2 separate regions of the Homo sapiens genome follow, and region 1 is linked to region 2. Evidence: chromatin contacts called from ENCODE Hi-C or POLR2A ChIA-PET data. All regions are on one chromosome and are shown on one strand. Each heading gives the region's core, a stretch centred on a gene start or an enhancer-like site at or near the end of the contact. The rest is flanking DNA. Distances are from core to core; before and after follow the strand shown.

Region 1 (3,881 bases), core at 292-2,791, 290 kb after region 2:
TCAAAATAAATAAATAAATAAAAATAGAGATGGGGTCTTGCTACATTGCCCAGGCTGGTCTCAAACTCTGGGCCTCAAGCCATCTTCCTGCTTCGGCCTCCCAAAGTGCTTGAAGTACAGGTGTGAGCTGCCACGCCCAGCCTATATCTCTTTGTTCTTCTTTTCCCTTAATACTTATCCTTTCTCAATCCATTTCCTCCCTTCCACTTTACCATTTCCACACTTTATTTTATTTTCTTTATTTGTAAAGATGGGGTCTTGCTATGTTGCCCAGGCTGGTCTCGGACTCCTGGCCTCAAGTGATCCTCCTGCCTCTGCCGTATTTTCTTTTCTGTTTTTCCCCATCTTTTCCTCTCTCCACTCCATCAGTGTCCACTTGGACTCCTGCACTCCTGTCTCTGATCTTTCCTGCTGCCTAAACTTTGTTTTCTAGAAGGGCCCTGGCCAGGCGTGGTGGCTCATGCCTGTAATCCCAGCACTTTGGGAGGCGGAGGCAGGTGGATCACCAGAGGTCAGGAGTCCGAGACCAGCCTGGCCAACATAGCGAAACCCGTCTCTACTAAAAATACAAAAAATTAGCTGGGCTTGGTGGTGTGCACCTGTAATCCCAACACTCGGGAGGCTGAGGCAGGAGAATTGTTTGAACCTGGGAGGCGGAGGTTGCAGTGAGCCGAGATAGCGCCACTGCACTCCAGCCTGGGCAACAGAGTGAGACTCCATCTCAATAAAAATAAATAAATAAATACGTACATAAATAAATAAGGCCTTAAGAAGCCCTGGCCCCACCTTCACTGAAAGCCGACCAGCCCTCTCTGCAACCCCTCAGCATTTAGCACCGTGTACCGCGCCCAGCAGCTTCAGTAAATGCTGGTTGGCTTTTTATTTTTCCTTTCTTTCCCTTTCCTTTTCCATCTTGCTCGCTTCCTTATATTTTCTTCACCTTTCACTTCTTTTTCTCCCATTTCTCCTCTTCTGTTTCTCATAGGTCTCCTTGGTTTTTTTTTTGTTGTTGTTGTTTGTTTGTTTTTTGAGACAGTCTCGCTCTGTCGCCCAGGCTGGAGTGCGGTGACGCGATCTCAGCTCACTGCAACCTCCGCCTCCCGGGTTTAAGCGATTCTCCTGCCTCAGCCTCCCGAGTAGCTGGGATTACAGATGCCCGCCACCACGCCCGGCTAATTTTTGTACTTTTAGTAGAGACGGGATTTCGCCATGTTGGCCAAGCTGGTCTAGAACCCCTGACCTCAGGTGATCCGCCCGCCTCGGTCTCCCAAAGTGCTGGGATTACAGGCGTGAGCCACCGCGCCAGCCCGTGTCCTTGATTTCTCTTTCATCATTTTCCCACTTCCTTTCCTTTCCCTTCCCTCTTCCTTCCCGGTTGTTTCCTTTCTTCTCCTTCCTCCCGCCCATTCCCGCCATTCCAGCCTCTTCGCCGCCGCTCAGGATCCCACCTTCGGCAGGAGTGAGCGCGCGCCAGGCAAGACTCCCTTGGACTCGGGCGTGAGCACGCACGCGAGCGCGCTCCCCACGAGTGGCAGCCGCTTACATTTTCTTTTTCGCTACCAGTTGCGTCACCTAGCGAGGTCCACGCTGATTGGCTGTCTGAGCTGGGGGCCGAGGTGGTGTTGGGTGAGAGGGGGTTTGCCTCTTGCTCCTCTGTGTCAGAGCCGCTGTATCTCTCGCCAGTTTGCGTGAATAGGTTATGTCCAGCGGGTAAAGAAAAGGAAGAGGCAATCGGGTGTAGTGGCTCAAGCCTGTAATCCCAGCACTTTGGGAGGCCAAGGCGGGAGGATTGCTTGAGGCCAGGAGTTCAAGACCAGCCTGGGCAACATCGTGAGACCGCCCATCTCTTAAAAAAAAAAAAATTAGCTGGGCGGACTCCAGGTCCGCACCTGGAGTCCCAGCTACTCAGGAGGCTGTGGCAAAAGGATTGCTTGAGCCTAGGAGTTTGAGACCTGTGCCACTGCACTTTAGCCTGGGCAACAGAACCATACCTTGTCTCAAAAAAGAAAAAGGAAAAAAGAAAAGGAACAGGCTATGACTCTAGTGGACCTTAAGAGTTAGCACCCAGGCCAGATGTGATGGCTCATGTCTGTAATCCCAGCACTTTGGGAAGCCAAGGTGCGTGGATCATTTGAACCTAGGAGTTCAAGACCAGCCTGGGCAATGTGGTGAAACCCTATCTTTTCAAAAAAAAATGCAAAAATTAGCAGGGCGTGGTGGCGCACACCTGTAGTCCCAGCTACTTAAGGAGGCTGAGGCGGGAGGATCACCTGAGCCCGGGGAGGTTGAGTCTGCAGTGAACCATGAGAGCCATGATTGCGCCACTGCACTCCAGACTGGGCGACAGAGTGAGACTGTCTCAAAAACAAAAACAAAACAACAACAACAAAGAGTTAGCACCCAAAGGTCAAAGTTCTAGTTGCTGCTTTGGAGAAGGTGTCCGCCGCTTCCCATGGCAGCGCCGGGTCCTTACCCAGCCCAAGCATTTCTAGGAAAAGTTGAAGACCTCAGTCAGTTGGGATAGGACCACCTCAGTGCTGCCTGATTCTAGGCTGCTGTTGGGGATCCCCAGAGACAAGTCCACAGCCTCCTCAGGGCCCTATCTCTGCTGCCATCTTCCCTCAATTCCATCCACCCCAGTTCCCTGGCCTTTTGCTTCACAGGTGGCTGCTACATGCTCCTGGACCCCAAGAATGCAAGACCTGGGCAGAAAGCTGTCCTCCTGAGCCCCGTGAGCCTGTCCTCTGGCTGTCTGAGCTTTTCCTTCCACTACATCCTCCGGGGCCAGTCTCCTGGTGCAGCCCTCCACATTTATGCTTCAGTCTTGGGTTAGAGCGGAGAATTAATGGGATTTACACTGATCTGGGCGCATCTCCCAGGGTTGGCTTGATGGGGAAACATGGGGCATCCCTCAGGGTCTAGGGAGGTCTGGAATATGTGCGAGACTATTCCATGAAGTGGAAATCATGGCTGGGAGGGCACTTTGGGAGGCCGAGGCAGGCGGATCACGAGGTCAGGAGATCGAGACCATCCTGGCTAACATGGTGAAACCCCGTCCATACTAAAAATACAAAAATTAGCTGCCTGTAGTCCCAGCTACACGGGAGGCTGAGGCAGGAGAATCGCTTGAACCCGGGAGGCGGAGGTTGCAGTGAGCCGAGATCGCGCCACTGCACTCCGGCCTGGTGACAGAGCAAGACTCCCTCTCAAATAAAAAAGAAAGTTGTGCTGGCCTGGCACAGTGGCTTATGCTTGTAATCCTAGCACGTTGGGAGGGTGAGGCTGGTGGATCACCTGAGGTCAGGAGTTCGAGACCAGCCTGGCCAACATAGAGAAACCTTGTCTCTACTAAAAATACAAAAATTAGCCAGGTGTGGTGGCACACGCCTGTAATCTCAGCTACTCAAGAGGCTGAGGCAGGAGAATCGCTTGAACCTGGGAGACAGAAGTTGCAGTGAGCCAAGATAGTGCCACTGCACTCCAGCCTGGGCAACAGAGCAATACTCCATCTCAAAAAAAAATAATGAATAAATAAAATAAAAAAGAAGATTGTGCTTTCATTTGGTGGTAATCGTCCCCAGCTATGCCCTCTGCTCCTCATCCTCCTAGGTATAGTTCAAAGTCGTTTCCCAGTCCCCTTAAGCTCACTTCTCCTTCCAATTCCTTTCACTGCAGGGAGTATCCGGAAACACACTCTCTTCTCAGGACAACCTGGGCCCAACTGGCAGGCTGTTTCTGTCAATTACACAGCCGTGGGACGGATACAGGTACAGAGAAGCAAGGGGTCAGGTCCTTGCACATGGTAGGCACACCCAATGTTGAAATAAATTGAGGGGCCTGGTGCTGTGGCTCATGCCTGTATTCCCAATACTTTGGGAGGC
Region 2 (3,945 bases), core at 781-3,280:
CTCAAACAACTAAAAACAAAACAAAACAAACAAATAAATAAATATTAAAATTAAATAAAATATAGCCTAGGCTCAAAGCAGAGCCCTGAGAATCAGGGCCCAGTCCCTTCCCCACAAGTTACTACCACAGACACACCTTGCCAGTCCTTCAACCTGAGAAAAACCTCGAAATGCCCCACACTTTTTCTACTGGCCCCCAGGCTGAGGAAAGGCCAGGGCACAGGGAGTGTTTTGTAGAGATGAGGTCTGGCTATGTAGCCCAGGCTGGCTTCAAACTCCTGGGCTCAAGCGATCCTGCCACCTTGGACTCCCAAAGTGCTAGGATTACAGGTTTATTCCAAAAGTGCTAGGATTTCAGGTTATCCTGAAAACAAAGGGACGACAAGGGGTGGAGGCTGGGTTAGTTCTGGGCTAGAGGGATAGAGTGGCTGCAGGTGGAACCCGGGGGGCCGGGCAGGATGCGAACTTGGTGGGGAAGGAGGGTTTCCACACCAGTGTGTCCTGGCCAAGAATCGGATGAGGCAGGATTTGTTTTGTTGAATTTTGTTTTGTTTTGAGACAAGGTCTTGCTCTGTTAACCAGGCTGGAGTGCAGTGATGCAATCACAGCTCACTGCAGCCTCTAACTCCTGGACTCAAGCAATTCTCCCACCTCAGCCTCCCAAGTAGCTGGGACTTTTAGGTGCATGGCACTATGGCCAGTTAATTTAATTATTATTTATTTTTTCTTTTCTTTTCTTTTCTTTTTTTTTTTTTTTGAGACGGAGTCTCATTCTGTTGCCCAGGCGGAGTGCAGTGGCGCAATCTCGGCTCACTGTAACCTTTGCCTCCCGGTTTCAAGCGATTCTCCTGCCTCAGCCTCCTTAGTAGCTGCGATTACAGGCGCCCACTACCATGCCCGGCTGATTTTTGTATTTTTAGTAGAGACAGGGTTTCACCATGTTGGCCAGGTTGGTCAGGAACTCCTGATCTCAGGTGATCCACCCTCCTCCGCCTCCCAAAGTGCTGGGATTACCGGCGTGAGCTACCGCACCCGGCCTAAAATTATTTTTTTTAGAAATAGGGTCTCATGGTTGGGCGCAGTGGCTCACGCCTGTAACCCCAGCACTTTGGGAGGCCAAAGCAGGTGGATTATTTAAGGTCAGGAGTTCCAGACCAGCCTGGCCAACATGGTGAAACCCCATCTCTCTACTAAAAATACAAAAAAATGAGCTGGGCGTGGTGGCACATGCCTGTAATCTCAGCTACTCGGGAGGCTGAGGCACGACAATCGCTTGAACCTGGGAGGTGGAGGTTGCAATGAGCCGAGATCGCGCCACCGCATTCCATCCTGGGCGACAGAGCAAGACTCCGTCTCAAAAAAAAAAAAAAAAGCGACAGATGGGGTCTCACTATATTGCCCAGGCTGGTCTTGAACTCCTGGGCTCAAGCAGTTCTCCCTACCTTGGCCTCCCGAAATGTCAGGATTACAGACATGAGCCATCATGCGCAGTGGAGAAGCTGTTTTCACTAGAAACTAACCGTCCCGTGGAAGCAGTGTCACCAGTGCCCATTTTATGCTCTGGAGACCCTTTAGTGTTTAAGAATCCATCCGCTAATGTCGGCTCCCCCATCGGCTAATGTCGTAGGGGTGCTGGGAGGAGCGGCAGAGCCCGCGGTCAGGGTCTCCGGGGGCTCACATAGGGAGGTCTCTCTGTTCCCGGCTATGGCCTAGAGCCCCTCTAGCAGTTCCTCCACCACCCCCATTAGGCCGTAGGGGCTTCCCCAGCCAGAGGCCAAGGGCGACGCGACCTTAACGCCGGTCCGCGCACCGCGGCGCCACCTGGAGGTCAGGACCAAGACGAGACAGGCTGTTCAAGTCCCCCAGCTTCGCCGCGGCCGCCACGCCCGACCACCCGGCCCCCGCTGGCGTCCCTAGCTGGCCCCCTACAGGTCTTACCCGCGCTTGTTGCCCCCAGACCCAGGCTTCTCCCCACCTGCACCCACCAGACTGGGAAGGTGGCCAGACTAGACCGAGGGCTGAGGCGGGAGAGACTCCGCCCCCGAGGCCCCGCCCCCTTCTGACAGCAGACGAGGCTGACGTCACTGGATTGGGCAGGTGTCCAGGTGTCCTCTCTCCAGCTGCATCTCCCCTCCTCCACCCAAGGGGAGTCCTCAGTCCCCCAGGCCAGAGTCTCCAATACCCCAAGGTGCCTTCTGTGATCTCCCCGCAGTGCAGCCTCCGGGGCACCCCCCACCCCAATAAAACTCATCTCCGGTTAAAATATCGATTCCAGCGGGCGTGGTGGCTCATGCCTGTAATCCCAACACTTTGGGAGGCCGAAGTGGTCAGATCACCCGAGGTCAAGAGTTCGAGACCAGCCTGGCCAACATGGTGAAACCCCGTCTCTACTAAAAATATAAAAATTAGCCGGGCGTGGTGGTGCACGCCTGTAATCCCAGCTACTCTGGAGGCTGAGGCAGGAGAATCGCTTGAACCCGGGAGGCGGAGGTTGCAGTGAGCCGAGATTGTGCCACTGCACTCCAGCTTGGGCAACAGAGTGAGACCCCATCTCAAAAAAAAAAAAAAAAAAAGGATTCCCAGACCCCACCTCAGTTTCTGACTTTGAGGCCAAAAATCTGGTTTTTGTTTTGTTTTGTCTTGTCTGGTTTGAGACAGGCTCTCGCTCTGTTGCCCAGGCTGGAGTGCAGCGGCATCATCATGGTTCACTGCAGCCTCAAACTCCTGGGCTCAAGCCATCCTCCACCTCAGCCTCCCGAGCAGCTGGGACCACAGGCACATACCACCACCACCAGCAGCTACTTTTCTTTTTTGTCTGTTTGTTTTGTAGAGATGGGGTCTGGCTATGTAGCCCAGGCTGGCCTCAAACTCCTGGGCTCAAGTGATCCTGCCACCTTGGACTCCCAAAGTGCTAAGATTACAGGCATGAGCCACCACACCCAGTTGGAATCTGTGGGTTTTTTTTTTTTTTTCAGACGGAGTCTTGCTCTGCTGCCCAGGCTGGAGTGCAGTGGCTTGATCTCGGCTCACTGCAACCTCTGCCTCCCAGGTTCAAGCGATTCTCCTGCCTCAGCCTCCCAGATAGGTGAGATTACAGGCACCTGCCATCATGCCCAGCTAATTTTTATATTTTTGTAGAGACAGGGTTTCACCATGTTGACCAGGCTGGTCTTGAACTCCTGACCTCAGGTGATCCACCCGCCTTGGCCTCCCAAAGTGCTGAGATTACAGGCGTGAGCCACCGTTCATGGCCTGGAATCTGTGTTTTTTTTTTCTTATTTTATTTTTTGTTTTTGTTTTATTTTTTTGAGACAGAGTCTCGCCCTGTCACCGGGCTGGAGTGCAGTGGTGCAATCTCCACTCACTACAACCTCTACCTCCCGGGTTCAAGCAATTCTCCTGCCTCAGCCTCCCAAGTAGCTGGGACTACAGGTGAGTGCCGCCACGCCTGGCTAATTTTTCGTATTTTTAGTAGAGACGGGGTTTCACTGCGTTAGCCAGAATGGTCTCCATCTCCTGACCTCGTGATCCACCTGCCTCAGCCTCCCAAAGTGCTGGGATTACAGGTGTGAGCCACCATGCCCGGCCTGGAATCTGTGTTTTTAACAAGCTCTCAGGAGATTGTGATATGTCCTAAGCTTCAGAATCCCAACAGTCTACATTCCCATGCAGTGTGGCAGTGATTCCCAAACTTCAGCAGGCGTGTTCAAACAGATTGCTGGCCCCCATCCTAGGGTTTTTGATTCAGTAGGTCTGCGGTGCAGGGCCTGGAGTTTGAATTTCTACTACTCTCTGGGGAATGCGATGCTCTGGTCCAGGACCACACTCTAATAACTATTTCATTTATTTTCCTTTTTTTTTTTTCTTGAGACAGAGCCTTGCTTTTGAGACAGAGATTCAGACAGGTTAATTCACTTGCTGAAGGTCACACAGCCAGGAAAGGCA

Evidence for each region. A loop is a pair of places that touch in the nucleus more often than their neighbours do. ChIA-PET counts read pairs that join two places held with the same protein, here RNA polymerase II (POLR2A). Pooled maps may share reads with other maps.
Region 1: a pooled map shows a loop between it and region 2 (2.6-fold over the local background). The contact joins two enhancer-like sites. A Hi-C loop is called at or near these places in 1 of 50 pooled maps. POLR2A ChIA-PET finds 5 or more read pairs at or near these places in 4 of 52 experiments (AG04449, OCI-LY7, activated T-cell and 1 more).

The regions. Positions count from the first base shown.
Region 1 is chr7:100,743,875-100,747,755 of GRCh38, forward strand. ZAN (zonadhesin) reads left to right here. Exons shown (of 48, transcript NM_003386.3): 8 at 2,664-2,828; 9 at 3,676-3,767. Among named protein-coding and RNA genes, the nearest start is that of ZAN, 12 kb to the left of the region's middle. RefSeq lists an enhancer at 1,402-1,451. Within about 2 kb of position 1,542, at least 2 of the 41 ENCODE cell types and tissues checked have a DNase peak (open chromatin) inside an H3K27ac peak, as active enhancers do.
Region 2 is chr7:100,448,806-100,452,750 of GRCh38, forward strand. No RefSeq gene overlaps it. Among named protein-coding and RNA genes, the nearest start is that of SPACDR, 13 kb to the right of the region's middle. RefSeq lists a silencer at 1,985-2,084. Within about 2 kb of position 2,031, at least 35 of the 41 ENCODE cell types and tissues checked have a DNase peak (open chromatin) inside an H3K27ac peak, as active enhancers do.